Regions from separate parts of the Homo sapiens genome. Here all the other regions are linked to region 1. A link is a loop called in an ENCODE intact Hi-C map of the cell type or tissue named here. Cell type or tissue: PC-3. All regions are shown on one strand.

Region 1 (5,000 bases):
TTTGGGTTCATGCTGACTCACCATACCCATTACATGCTGCCTTTGTTCCCTAGCCTGACCTGATCTTGGGCCTCAGGCTACAGCCTGCTTTTCCATTACAAAGTACCCAAACACCAAACACAATGCTGTCTGAGTGCCCCCTTTCCCTGCCAAATTCTTTTTTTGTGCTATTTGGACCTCAGCTGCTGACACTTTCCTCCATAAGCCTTTATTCCCCTCCCCAATGAACTAATGAACTCCGCTTCCTTTTCTAAGTGCTCCTCATTCTTTCTCTTTCTTATGTTTTTTATTTTTGTCTGTTTTTGTTTTTTGAGACAGAGTCTCACTTTTTCACCCAGGCTGGAGTGCAGTGGTGCAATCTCATCTCACTGCAACCTCTGCCTCCCAGGTTCAAGAGATTCTCCTGCCTCAGTCTCCCAAGTAGCTGGGATTACAGGCACACGCCACCACGCCCAGCTAATTTTATTTTTTCTTGCTTCCACATTCCCCCTTTTCTTCTTTTCCTTTTTCTTTTCCCCCTGTTTTAGGATTGCATTAGCACGTATCCAAAGAGCAGCCTTCACTCTTGATATTTGGGGCTTAGGAACATCCCTGTCTCCTGGGCTGTCAGGGGCATAGTATATCTGTGGGACATTCTGTAAACCTGTCAGTCAGTGATACCTACAAGCAACCAGAATTAGGCCATTTTCAAGGCACCTTCATTAAAGATTAAAAGGCAACCTTGCCTGTCCCAAATTTTACCACACTTCCCCCCAAATGTCACCTTGTCCAGAGGGAAAGGGAAATACGTGATTGGAAAATCTGCTATCATATGCAAACTTTACCTGGACATGCCCCACTTCTTCAAATAAAGTTCCACTGTGCAAACTATTCTACGGCCCTATATCCTGCTGTACTCATTGTTACTAGAATAAATATTTGCAGTATAAGCAGAACTTTGTTCTGAGGATAAATCCACAGGATACTTAGCACTCTGACAAATGAAAAGCCAGTTTTTAGCTGCCCTTTGTTTGATACAAACTGGATGTTGTGTTTTCTTTTCTGGGTTATGTATAACGTACAAATTCTAGGCAATCTTTGACAAGAACTTATAATAACAAACTGCCTTTTGACAATGACTCTAGAGAGCCTTCCTGTCTCCAGAAAATATCCCTCTGTGGCTCCAAAGGTCTCAGTCTCAGGGTGATGTCCTGGCTACTTTTCTTTTGCACCATAAATGAAATGACAGTGAAGACATCAACCTCGCCATGTTGGAAAACTGCCTAAGATGTTTCTTGGAACTGTGGCCAGTCCCAGGAACAGAAAGGCATGATGTTCACAGCTAAAACTTCCTCACAGCGGCCTGCTGTACCTCCTCATGCCTGAGAATTGCTCTGAGGAAGGACTCATTTACCACATTTGCACTGCAGAAGTCAACACCCAGCGATCAAAGGACATCCTGGAAAAGTCAGTATAGATCCTGAACCAAAAACCTCAGAAGTGATTCCAGGCTGCTGCCCAAGAGCTGACATGCATACATTTGTTCATCACTCAACAAATATTTATTGAGTGCTATCTCTGTTGTAAACACTGTACTGGATGTGAATGTCCAGCTGCAGAAGAAACAGACCCAAGCCTCCGGGAGCTGACTGTTCCCAGGAGGGGGCCCTTGGCTCTTTGCAGTGAGTTGTCATCCTGGGCACTGACAGGCAGTGGTGTGAGCCTGCTGAGCCAGAGAGACGATGAGCTGCTCCCACAATACCCAATAATCAGGCCCCAGGGTGCCTCCTCTGCTGTACCTAAAACACTTCAGATGAACTGCAGCTTTTCAAATCTGCTCTTCATGTGTCAAAGAAATTTTGGAATTTTTTTCCTACAGTAAAAGATGAAAAACAGGAGCCCGACAAGCAGAACCTATACCTAATGTTAAGGGGAAGACCGCCTAGGTTCCACACTTGAGAAATTATTTTTGAGAATGTTTAATCTTGTTAGAACGGATTTCTGTGACTGCTGCCAGGGTCTCTGAACCCTCAGCAAATAAATGCAGATGACATTTATTTGCTGAAGATAATGCTACCATAATAAATGTAAAAGGGTCACTATCTTTCCCCTAAACTTCCTCCTCCCCCAAAATAATCTTTCCTGCAGCTTATCTTCTTTGACTCTAGGGGGCATAGCCATTAAGTCTTTATTCCTTTTGAACTTGATGCCGTCTGCCTTTGGCAAAGAATTGCCCTATTATTGTTTCTGAAAGAAAGTATTTGAAAAATTTAAAAGCCAGTTCTTGGCCTTGTATTTTTTTTTTTTTTTTTTTTTAGGAAAAGCTCTAGCCATTCAATGACCAACTTTCTGCCTATTACTATATCAGTCATTTACTTGCTTTAAAGTAAATCATGTGTCAAATCATGATGTTTTGCTCAAAGATGAACTGCATCTATATACAATGTGGTCCCGTAAGATTATAATGGAGCTGCCCTAAATAGATGTTCCATTTAAAAAAATTTTATATTGTATTTTTACTGTACCTTTTCTATGTTTAGATACACAAATGCTTACCATTGTGTTTTAATCGCCCATGGTATTCAGTCCAGTCACATGTTATATAGGATTTATAGAACAACAGGCTGTACTATACAGCCTAAGTGTGTAGTAGGCTATACTATCTAGGTTTGTATGAGTACATCTATGACATTCAAATAACAACGAAATTGCCTAATGACACATTTCTCAGAATGTATCCTCATTAGGTGACACATGACCGTAATGATGATTCTTAAAAGACAGGGGAAGAGGATGATTAATGACTTATTTTAACTCCAGTGACTAAAACACAATCAACTTCCTATTTCTGAGTGGCACTCAGAAAAATAATTCCTCCTTTTCTTTTTTATTATTCTAATTTTCTTTTTCTTTTTTTGAGACAGAGTCTTGGTCTGTCACCCAGGCTGGAGTGCAGTGGCGTAATCTTGGCTCACTGTAACCTCTGCCTTCCAGGTTCAAGGGATTCTTCTGCCTCATCCTCCCAAGTAGCTGGGACAACAGGCATGTGCCACCACACCCAGCTAATTTTTGTATTTTTGGTAGAGACAAGGTTTCACCATATTGGCCAAGCTAATCTGAAACTCCTGATCTTAAGTGATCCACCCTCCTCGGCCTCCCAAAGTGCTGGGATTATAGGCATGAGCCACCGCACCCAGTCTTATTTTTCCAATTTTCTAGACAATATTTAAAGAATGCAGTGGATTGGTATTCTAAAATCCAAGTTTATATACTGCCCAGAAAATACCCTTTAGTTGATGCACTGAGAGATGACCCAACTGTGTTGACAGGTGATCCAGTCTTTTAGCTACCTCTGCTTACTTTTCCTGGGTTATGGGGAGCCTTGAGATAAGTATGAGGCTGTAAAGGTGTAGGTGTGGCCCAGGTGTCTGCAGCTCTGAAGGTGGAGGTGCAGCCCAGGTGTAGCTCTTTGAACCAGCATTCCCCTTAACATGACAGGTCAGCTCCTTTCAGAACTGACCCACCACTTGATTGGAGAATACTTCAGCAGGAAGCCACTTGGTTGTACAGTGGGAATCTCTTAGAGATGCACAATTGTTTCTGGACTCAATCCCAATCCCAGGAACCTCAGCGTGAGGTGAGATTTGGGTGTCAGGCAGGATGGGCCCCATGGCCTAACGAAACCTACTGACATTCATTCTAGGTTCACATTCAATTGTAGCCAGTACCTTAAAGGGAGCAATTTTACCAAGTTCTAGGCATGGACACTGTGCACATTGACAACATATCTTTGAGTTTAGTTCCCTCCTGATCTTGTTGGCAAATTGCTGTTCATAGACAAATTCTTTTCTGCCATATACTTCAGGATTTCCCATTTCCAAATTCAGATAACATTCTGCTATAACGAAGTTATTTTAGGATTAATTTATTAAGATGTTCCTTTGTTTCATTGCCTGATGTTGCAAATGTAATTTTGGAGATCATATCACTATACCAAAGAGATTGCGTTCTTAACACAAAGAGGACATTTCTTATAGGTCTTATAGGTTGTTACCTGCAAGCAATTTTGTAATTACTTTCTGAAGGTTTTTATTGTGTTGACTAAGAGAAATCAGTTGTTTTCATTGCTTAAGGAAGGATTAAGGAGTTTGTTTAAGGAGAAACACGAAATAGTTTCCCAACTGGCACATCTGTTAAGGGTACAGGTAAGCTGGCTTGGAAGCGTCCAGTCTGGAAATTCGCCTCTGCACTGTTTTCATGGTGAGAGTTGTGGATAGGAAGGGGAGGTGATGGAAAAGGAGTAGAGGGGTAAAGTGCAACTCTACACACAGGCAGTCAACTCCAGCAGGACAGGAATGTCTTCATGATTCTGCTGCTTAACTCACACACTCAGCTGATCATGAGGCGTGACTGTTCTCTTCCTGAAAGAAGGCAAGACATACAGACAAACGTTCATTGTATCCTTGCTCTGTGGAAGATGTGTGCTACATAAACTCTTCAGGGGAAGACAAGGGACTATAAGAAACAGTCTTAAAGCCATCGATTTAGCAGGAGTGATGTTAAACACCATTAAAGACATTAGTACAGTCTGGGCAACATGGCACAACCCTATCTCTACAAAAAAATACAAAAATTAGTCAGTCGTGATGGTGTGCACCTGTAGTCCCAGCTACTTGGGAGGCTGAGGTGGGACCTCTTGAGCCCAGGAGATTGAGGCTGCAGTGAGTTGTGATCATGCCACTGCACTCCAGCCTGAGCAACAGAGCAAGACTCTGTCTCAGAGAGAGAGAGAGAAAGAGAGAAGATGGTCACGTGGATGTCAGTGTAGGGTTTTGATACCTGTCCCCTTCAAAACTGCTCCTTGGGCTTCCTACGTGCACTCAAATGAATGGGAATTAAGTGGCTAGTCAGTTCCAAAGTACTGAGGACCCCCCTCTCCCCAATGCAGAGCTTCTTCCACAAGCAGCACTTGGCCCCTGGAAGCCCAAGCAGGGATTCCCTCACTGGTCTCCCTATCCCCC
Region 2 (5,000 bases), 110 kb after region 1:
CAAGATTGTTTGGCTGTTCTGGGTGCTTTTAATATCCATGTGAATTTTAAAATCAGCTTACTTATTTCTGTCTAAAAGCCAGCTTTTATACAGCTGAGATCTTTTTTAAGCTAACCTTAGATTTAATGAACTAGTTATTTAGGTCCAAAAGAAAAGGCTGGGCATGGTGGCCCACGCCTGTAATCCCAGCACTTTGGGAGGCCAAGGTGGGCGGATCACAAGGTCAAGAGATCGAGACCATCCTGGCCAACATGGTGAAACCCCATCTTTACTAAAAATACAAAAATTAGCTGGGCGTGATTGAGCACGCCTGTAGTCTCAGCTACTCGGGAGGCTGAGGCAGGAGAATCACTTGAACCCGGAGGCGAAGGTTGTAGTGAGCCGAGATCGCGCCACTGCACTCCAGCCTGGGTGACAGAGTGAGACTCGGTCTCAAAAAAAAAAAAAAAAAAAAAGAACTCAAATATTGTTGAGGTAGCAAATATTCTATCATCTGAAACCTCAGTGGTAAACACAATACCCAAATTTAACATATTTTTGTTACTTGTTAAATACATGCGTGTAAATATATTCACTTAAGTAAACTAAGTGGACAAAATTAGATAAGTCTTTTTTCATATCCAACTTATTTAACTTGATACACTTTCCAGCTTTCAACATAATTGCAAATTTTTATAATCTTGTAAGATAATGTTATGTAATTCAACTTGTCAGTATTATTCTAGTGCTATTAGCTATATTAATTACATAAAGACATTGATGTAAGGGGACTCAAAAATTCATAGGTTTGGGTAGAAAATGAGAACTAGACAGTGATTTCATCACTATAAATTTAGTTGTTACTTAGCGTCCCCTGAGGCTAATGTATGGCAGATCCCTGTAGCCATAAATTGCATTCTGGGCTTTAAGGGATTAAAATATAATTCAAATCCTTCAATAAAATCATACCATTCACACCATTACCTTTGAAAATAAATACTTGGAATTCTAGTACATACCTTAGATCTTGTTTGTACATGCCATTCAATTTATTATAATGCTTTAAAAAAGATATTGATGCAGGATTCTTGCTCCTTAGTTCAGCTAAATCCAGGTTCTTGTCTCATGACCAGAAAAAAATTAGGCATGTGGACACATTGAAGGATGAGGAGGGCGGAATTTATTAAGCAAAAGGAAAGCTCAGCAAAGAGAGGGGTCCTGCAGGCAGGTTTCTACCTCACAAATTGAATACCAGGGCCACCACACAGGAGCTGAAGAGTGCAGACTTCTCCTCTGCATGAGGCACAAATTCCTGGTGGCTCCACCCTAGGGCATTATTCAGAAAGAATCAGTCAGGAAACGGTGGGCAAACTGGGACAGACTTTCTCCCTCTGGGTCACGGGTTTCAACCTGGACCAGCAGTCCAGTCTTTCAGCCTTCAGGTTGCTTTAGGCTTGAAGGTGAGGTTTCACCGGGGACTCTACCCTATCTGCCTAGGTATTTGTCTGCCTCCAGCCTCTATCAATATGGTACTACAAATAGAAGGAAGAAAAAAAAGTCAAATCACACCTTAGGAAATTACAGCCTAGTAGCATCAGTAAAAATGGTACTGTTAGTCATGTCATGAAATAGACGTAAAATTGAAGGTTGATTTTCTTTTTTTTTTTGAGATGAGGTCTGGCTTCGTGGCCCAGGCCGGAGTGCAGTGGCATGATCTTAACTTATCGCACTTTTCATCTCCTGGTCTCAAGTCATCCTCCCACTTGATTCCGCCTCTTGAGTAGCTGGTACTACAAGTGTGTGCCACCATACCTGGCTAACTTTTGTAGTTTTTGTAGAGACAGGGCTTCGTCATGTTTCCCAGGCTGGTCTCAAACTTCTGAGCTCAAGTGATCCATTTGTCCTGGCCTCCCAAAGTCCTGGGATTACAGTTGTGAGCCACCATGCTGGCCTGTTTTTCAATTATTGATTGCTTTCAAGTTGGAAAGTGCATTGTGAAACACTCAAAGATGTTGCTGGGATTATTTAGTTCTTTTGATACTATATAAATAAATGACAGAGTAACACCATAGTTATATGATTGGAACTCAAGAAATATTAAATGATAGGATTGAAAAGAGTTATATGAGTCATTTGTCCAGAATTTATAAAATTTTTTTCTGTATCCCAATGGAATAAATTTAAACTATGTATATTCTCTGAAATAGTCTTCCAGTTTGCCCAACATGCTTGCTCTCCTGACTAGATATTAGCTAAAAATTAACAAAACAGTCTTTTCTCCTGTTACTGTGTGGTAAAGATGTAAAACCCTTTTTGCCAGCAGGGCTGCCCTCTACTGGACTATTTAAGGTATTCAGTGAGCAGGTCAATATGACTATTTTACAAGAAGGTAACACAGTGGGTATAAATGTAAACATCCCATATCCCAAACAAACTGAAGTTCCCTGAATAGTTAAAAAAAAAAAGCCCTTTAATAAACTTTTACCATTAAAACAATTATGGTCGGCTGGGCGCGGTGGCTCACGCCTGTAATCCCAGTACTTTGGGAGGCCGAGGCGGGCGGATCACCTGAGGTCAGGAGTTCGAGACCAGCCTCAACATGGAGAAACCCCGTCTCTACTAAAAATACAAAATTAGCCGGGCGTGATGGTGCATGCCTGTAATCCCAGCTACTCGGGAGTCTGAGGCAGGAGAATTGCTTGAACCTGGGAGGCGGAGGTTGCAGTGAGCCGAGATCGCACCATTGCACTCCAGCCTGGGCAACAAGAGCGAAACTCCATCTCAAAAAACAAAACAAAACAAAACAAAAAACAATTATGGTCATTTTGAGAACTGGTAGTGAAGTTTATATGGTCTTAGTCTCCATTTCAACCTTGGAGGCAGATCTGTGGCAATGAGAATAGTAATGTATAGGAACGGTGGGTCTGCTCTGATGTCAGTCTTTTATGATGATTTGTATATTAATACAAATCACGTTTTTGTGAGTCCATTCATGCTGTGGATGTTTTCTTAGGCATTAGCATAGGTCATAGTGGACACATACTGAATAGGTCATATCTGTTAAGGCTCTTGCTACAAAGCATCAAAACTTTTCAGAACTATTTCCTCTGTGAAAATTCATTTTAAGTAGCAAGTTGTTTTTTTCTGTGGTTCATTCCCATGCCTGAGATTTGCAGTAATGTAGAACTAGTTTACCATCACTGCTGAAACACTCATAGAAGGTTCCAAATTCCTGGTCCAGGGAAAGAGCAAAAGCCTGACTCACATAAATAAACAACTGAGGTTGCAAGTTTAAGGAACTTTTTTGATGAAGTCAAGGAGTCTTTGGATGGTTCGAGTTCACTCTACTGCCTGCTTCTTTGTTTTCATAATAGGAACATGTCCCACAGCCTTTAGTAGGATGTCAGAATTTTCTTGATGTTGCCAGCAGGATCCTGTGTCCCAGGAAACTACAGTGGAATAAGGGGGGTCTGAGGTGCTTGCTTTGGGGAGACCTCTAGAGTAAGTCCTTTGCTGCCAGCAGCAGTTAAGGGAGGTAGCTGTGACATTGTCTTCAGCTTCTGCCATCTTGTTAGGTCCCAGGTGAGATTTTGAAAAGGATTGTTCAGGGGTGGTAAGAGCTCAAACAGGCCTGCCTCAGCCTCATGATAAGCCACTGCATCTGGCTAATTTTTTTATATATGTTTTTTGAGACAGGGTCTTGCTTTGTTGCCCAAGCTGGAGTGCAGTGGCAGGATCACAGCTCATTGCAGCCTCGATCTCCCTAGGCTGAGGTGATCCTCCCATCTCAGTCTCCCGAGTAGCAGGGACTACAAGTGTGCACCACCACACCCTGCTAATTTTTCTCTTTTTTGTAGAGATGAGGTTTTACTATATTGCCCCGGCTGGTCTTGAACTGCTGGGCTCAAGCAATCCGCCTGCCTTGGCCTCCCAAAGTGCTGGGATTACAGGCATGAGCCACCATGTCTGGCCATGATATTATTTTTAATTCAAAAACAAACATGCAAAATTAAATTTTAGTGAGAGAACTTAGTTGGATAACATCTTTCTTCTGGGTTATTAGGGTATGTTTATTCTTTGCAACTCTGATGTTCTAGGTGTAGCAAGACCGTTTGTTTTCATTTTGCCATTTTCCTGTACAGAAAGCTTTAATGTCTCCCCATGACCTTTATGGCAAAAACCAAATTCCCTCGACCAGTCTTTGGATTACTACACAATACATTGTCAAAGAAAATAGCCTGGAATGGTGAACAGAGCCTGAGGCTCAGTTGGGAGTCCTGACTTCTCATCAGCTGTGCATGAGCAAATTTGGAGGTGTTCCTTAACTTGTAAAATCGATTTGGATTTTTGGTATTTTAAGCATGATTTCCTTTAGTTCTTTTTTTTTTTTTCCAGAGTGCTAGAATTCAGTCTTTTAGTTCTTTGAACATATTTATAATAGCTGCTTTGCTGTCTTGTCTACTAAGTCTGACATCTGGGCCTTCAAGGACAATTTCTGCTGCCTGCTTTTCCCTTCTTTCTGTGTGTCATACTTTTCTGTTTATTTGCATGCCTCATGATTTTGTGTTGTAAACTGGGCATTTTAGATAGTATTTTGTAGCAACTCGGAATACTGATTTTCCCTCCCCTCTTCCAGGGCTGCTGCTTGTTGTGTTGTTTCCTTATTTGTTAACTGACTTGGCTGAGCTATTACACTGAGGTTTGTTTATTCTGCACAGTGTACCCTCAGATGTTTCTCCTCAAGAGGGTACACTTGGGCACGCACATAGTCACCCTGGACTGCCCTTCTTGAGAGATGATAGCCGATTTTCAGCAGGGCTTTCTTTAACTCTCAGATCTCCTTGTTAAGCTTCTGCTTTCATTGGTATCACCACCCAGCAACTATTCTTCACTAATTGCTAACTGATTGCTTTATTGTTTTGGACAAAGCTTTGGGCCATAAATTTCCCCACTTGTGATCCAGTTAAATTAAGATGCCCTTTGTATAGGGGTTGTGTTTGATGGCAGTCTTTGAGGCTTGT
Region 3 (5,000 bases), 82 kb after region 1:
ATGGTATGCCTGAAGTGTTTTGGAAGCTCATAGGAAGGACATCTAACCCAGCCTTGATGGAGGAGGGGAGATAAACGATGGAGGTAAAAATAGATGGAGAGAGTTCATTGAAAATCTATATTCCTTTACTTCTGGATAGAGCATAGTTTTTCTGAGTTAGGAGGGGATTGGAGATGGGACCCAGGGGACATACCAAGCATAAAGGCATGGGACAAGAACACACATGGGGAATGCTTGGGGAACTGAAAGGGTGTGTTACAGGATAAGTCAATTAACAGTAGAGATCAGGCAGGGGGAGGCCTGATAGATTGAGAAAGATGGTGGAGAGCTCAAGGGGATTGGAGTTCTGGATGAGGTCAAAGGATTGAAGTGAAAGAGTTGGTGGAATAGGACTGGTTATGGTTAAGAGTAGTTTTGGAGTTTTGTACTTGAGAGATGGTTTTGTACTTAGATTGTTTAGAGGGTGTTTTTTAAAAGTTAGTTTTGTGATTTTCCTTGTAATGAAGAGGTGGAGCAGATGATAGCCCAGATGGAAAGTTCCATGAGGGCAGGATCAGTTGAATACTCAGGGCCTGTTTATGTAAATCTGAACTTTGGTATTGAGAATGAAAAGCATAGCACATTCGTAGATTTACTTTTTTGGTGAGAAACATCTATATTGGCATTTGTTGTTTTTATTAGATACTAACCTCAGTGACGGCTACATATACACTTATACCTTTATAAATACCTAGTTCAGAAATGATTTTGTAGGCATGTAACAGTTTCTGTTCTTTGCATTGATGTTTCTGGGGAGAATGGTGGACATAGTGTAAAACTGGCATATGTAATGCCTATATATTATATACTACATCATGTGTTAGATTACATGCTAGAAATTTGGATGGAACACTACCCAGAATTGTGAGTCACTATTTGGGAATTGCCCTTGATGCATGGATAATTTACCCGTAGACAATTGGGAGCTGTGTATTTAAGTTAATAAAATTTCTTTGTATTACATGATGCCAGAGTACAGGCATGTTAATTATAGGTGATCACAGTTTTTGTTTCTTGTTATTAATTTCAAATAGCTTTATGAAATAATTATATTTGCTGTCTTTCTTAGATAAGTCAAGAACATAATGTGTTTCTTTTGAGCTCCTTCAGGGAGAGTAAGTTTAATTTATTCTTCCACTAGAAAGAAAGATACTGTGCTTTATTCACTGCTGCACACCCAGTGCCCAGCGTATAGGAGACACTCACATTTGTTGAATGAATGAATCAGTCTCTGCATCCCTGCCACCTAGCACAGTAATGGACATGAGATACTGAGTAAGCATTTATTAAATTGAGTTGAAAGATTTGAATATATTACCAGAAAATTTTTGGAAGGCCAAAAATCTCATATCAGAATGACCAGTATATACTTATTAATGGAAGCTCAGGAATTCCTGAAGAATAGCTTTTCTGTTGGTAAATATGTACTAACTGGTTGAGTAATATATGCTAATGTAATTTAAAAAATTATGTGATTGTGAAGGCAGGAAAGCGATGGATTGTTTCAGGCCAGGCCCACTGCTTGCTGTACTTTAATGTCATTGCTGCTTATCGCCTTCTCTGCAGCCTTGTTGACACTCCTGACAACAAGTGTTTGTCTTTGGCTTCTAGGGCACTGTTTCCTGTTCCTTTACCTTTCTTGTTGGTTCTTCTGGCATCTGCCCTTAATCCTTTATCCTACAATTGAATATACTGTTTCTGAGGAATTCTGTGTTCTATGAATAGAGTCAATGATGACTGTGACCTCTGCATCTTCAGCTGTTTGGAGCCCCAGCCCTGTATTTCTAACAATATAGTGAATCTCTCTTCTGGTCTTTCCCACAAACTTAACATCCAGCCCTATATTTATGCGCTCATATTTGTGTCTGTTCTTCTTGTATTCCTCGTTACACGCCACCATTCTTTCATTCTGGAAATGTAGACTTTAATTTTCAGAGCCCTTACTCTATACATCCTACCTGACAGGTCCTACTAATTTTACCTCAGAGAAGCCTGTACAGTTGGTCCTGTTTCTTCTGTGTCTACTGCCTTAAATTCTGCACTTCATCACTTGGGCTGTGGTAATAACCACATACCTGGAATCCCTTTCGGTTTATTTTCTGTGTTGACCCAAGTAATCATTCTTAAAAAAAACAACAACACACATTTAGGACTGGGAACAGTGACTCACACCTGTAATTTCGACACTTTGGGAGGCCAAGGCGGGTGGATCACCTGAGGTCAGGAGTTCAAGACTATCCTGGTCAACATGGGTGAAACCCTGTCTCTACAAAAAATACCAAAATTAGCCGGGCATGGTGGCGGGCGCTTGTAATCCCAGCTACGTGGGAGGCTGAGGCAGGAGAATTGCTGGAACCCAGGAGGTGGAGATTGCAGTGAGCCTAGATGGTGCCACTATACTCCAGCCTGGGGGACAGAGCGAGACTGTCTCAAAAAAATAAAATAAAATAAAAAACAAATTTAGTTAAATGCTTTACTTGAAAACCGATCTCATGCTATCTACAACATTTTCATTGCTAACTCCCCCCATATATTTCCTGTGTTCCAGCGATCTCAGGCTACTTGTGATTACTCACTGTATGCTCACCCATGCCTCCCTGTTAGGCAGGAGTGAAGGAGGAATAAGAGCCTGGAGGGATTTATTCAGCTTTGTCTGTGGGTAATTATACTCATCCTGCATCTTGAAAGATGAGTTTATTTTGACAGTCCTCTTAGCTGCTTCTGTCTCTCTCCAATTCCATACCCCATTCCAAGTTTTGGACAGAAGAGTATGATTGGACCAGCACATTCATGTTTTTGATACAGGCTTCACTGGTCACAGGTCTGCTGGATACCTGTGGATGCACACATTTGCCGTAGTCTGCGGTGTTGGAGATGGGGACAGAACAGTATCACATATGTGAAACAGAGCCAGTGCTTCCCTTCCCAACAGTCGTAGGCCAGGCAATGTGGACTGTGGGTTGACATCACTGGAGACTGTTTCAGAATCAGAATAAAGACCAATAATAAACCTTTTTTTTTTTTTTCTATTTATGGAATATGGGAGCTGTGGAAGAGAGGTATTACTAGGCTGGTTGTTTGCTTCAGGGATCTGCTTCTCATCTTTCCAGGACTTAATTCAGCTACTACCTCTGTTAAAATTTTTCTTTGATGCTGTGCAACTTACTGAATAAGATTTTACCTGCTGATCTGTGATGTCACTATTGCCATATACAAAAGTCCCATGACTATTTCTGGTTTTAAAATTCTGTATTAACAATTCGTGTTTTGATATGGAATAGGGCAAATATGCATTAAATATGCTGTTTCTCAAAGTTTTTTCTTCTAGATAAATGTTAGAATTAATATATCACATAAGCATACAAAACAAACACGTAAGAAAAATCCTAGTAGGATTTTCATTGGGATTGCATTTGGTTTATGGGTTAATTTTGGCAGAATTACATTTATCCTTTCTACTCAGGAGCAAGTCTGTCTTTTCATATATTCAGGGTTTTTTTGTGTGTGTCTATCAGTAGCATTTTACATACACAGACACCCATATGTAAATATGAATGTTATATTACATGAAGTATTTTAAACTTGCGTTTGCTATTGTGACTATATTTCCGTTTCAATTTCTAACTGGTGATTAATAATATATAAAAAAACTGTCAATTTTTGGCCGGGCGCGGTGGCTCATGCCTGTAATCCCAGCACTTTGGGAGGCCAAGGTGGGCGGATCACGAGATCAGGAGATCAAGACCATCCTGGCTAACACGGTGAAACCCTGTCTCTACTAAAAATAAAAAAAAAATTAGCCAGGCGTGGTGGTGGGTGCCTGGAGTCCCAGCTACTCAGGAGGCTGAGACAGGAGAATGGCGTGAACCCGGGAGGCGGAGCTTACAGTGAGCAGAGTTCACGCCACTGCACTCCAGCCTGGGTGACAGAGCGAGACTCTGTCTCCCAAAAAAAAAAAAAACAAAAAAAAACCTGTCTATTTTTATTATTTACTTGGTATCGAAGTATTTTTGTGAATTCTCCCTCTGGTTGGATATTTTTCAAATGATTCCTTCAGATTTTCTTGTCAGGCAGGCACTTATCTGCACACAATAATGATTCTGTCTTTTTCAGTATTCATAACTGTCGTTTATTTTTTCATTGCATTGGCTAAAGTGCAGTGCTGTTCAGAAGACATGCCTTGAGAGCCGTAAATGTAAGCCATATATGTAGTTTTACATTTCTAGTAGGCAATTGATTTCATTACATTGTTTAATGTAATATATTCAAAATCTTATTTCAGTGTATATGTTCAATATAAAATTTATTAATTAACTATTTTATGTTCTTTTTTTACTACTAGGTCTTTGGAATCCCATGTGTATTTTACACTTAGATCACATCTCAGTTTGGACTAGCCACGTTTCAGGTGTGCAGTGGCACTTGCGGTTACCGCATTGGACAGCATAGAGTTAGAGCCTTCTTGATATATAATAATTATGATCATAGTTGGCCTTGTTGTCCCTTACTTGGTTGGAATTTGCTTTTCAGTATGATGTTTAATGTTGATTTCTAATAAATATACTGTTTTTAAGTTTAAGCAATTTTGTTTCTGAATAAGATGTTCCTTTAAAACTTAGTAATTGATATTCACTCCCCGCCCCACCCCTGAGATGGAGTTTCACTCTTGTCGCCCAGGCTGGAGTGCAATGGTGCGATCTTGGTTTACTGCAACCTCCGCTTCCCGGGTTCAAGCGATTCTCCTGCCTCACCCTCCTAAGTAGCTGGGATTACAGGCATGCGCCACCACCCCTAGCTAATTTTGTATTTTTAGTAGAGATGGGGTTTCACCATGTTGGCTAGGCTGGTCATGAACTGACGTCAGGTGGTCCACCTGCCCAAAGTGCTGGGATTATAGGTGTGAGCCATTGCGCCCGGCCTCACTTTTCTTAAATACTTAAGAAAATGTATGGTGATGCTCA

What was found. A loop is a pair of places that touch in the nucleus more often than their neighbours do. Peaks named below come from ENCODE experiments on the same cell type or tissue, not always from the same donor. Only the 100,000 strongest peaks of a DNase experiment are listed, where the experiment ranks them.
Region 2: it touches region 1 in a loop (8-fold over the local background); 57 of 110 quality-filtered maps call a loop at or near these places.
Region 3: it touches region 1 in a loop (3-fold over the local background); 5 of 110 quality-filtered maps call a loop at or near these places.

Annotation. Positions count from the first base shown.
Region 1 is chr2:222,795,340-222,800,339 of GRCh38, forward strand. No RefSeq gene overlaps it. Among named protein-coding and RNA genes, the nearest start is that of ACSL3, 63 kb to the right of the region's middle. RefSeq lists enhancers at 1-146, 147-1,069. In PC-3, a CTCF peak has its summit at 2,141 (motif pointing right); a DNase peak (open chromatin) is centred at 1,602; H3K4me3 peaks cover 1,228 bases; H3K27ac peaks cover 2,563 bases.
Region 2 is chr2:222,901,510-222,906,509 of GRCh38, forward strand. The region is part of intron 3 of ACSL3 (acyl-CoA synthetase long chain family member 3); the gene reads left to right. It also overlaps the pseudogene ATG12P2. Among named protein-coding and RNA genes, the nearest start is that of ACSL3-AS1, 16 kb to the right of the region's middle. RefSeq lists an enhancer at 4,620-5,000. In PC-3, a CTCF peak has its summit at 2,297 (motif pointing left); DNase peaks (open chromatin) are centred at 2,302 and 3,222.
Region 3 is chr2:222,876,846-222,881,845 of GRCh38, forward strand. The region is part of intron 1 of ACSL3 (acyl-CoA synthetase long chain family member 3); the gene reads left to right. Among named protein-coding and RNA genes, the nearest start is that of ACSL3, 18 kb to the left of the region's middle. In PC-3, no CTCF peak of the experiment used is centred here; DNase peaks (open chromatin) are centred at 2,156 and 2,636; H3K4me3 peaks cover 1,271 bases; H3K27ac peaks cover 2,250 bases.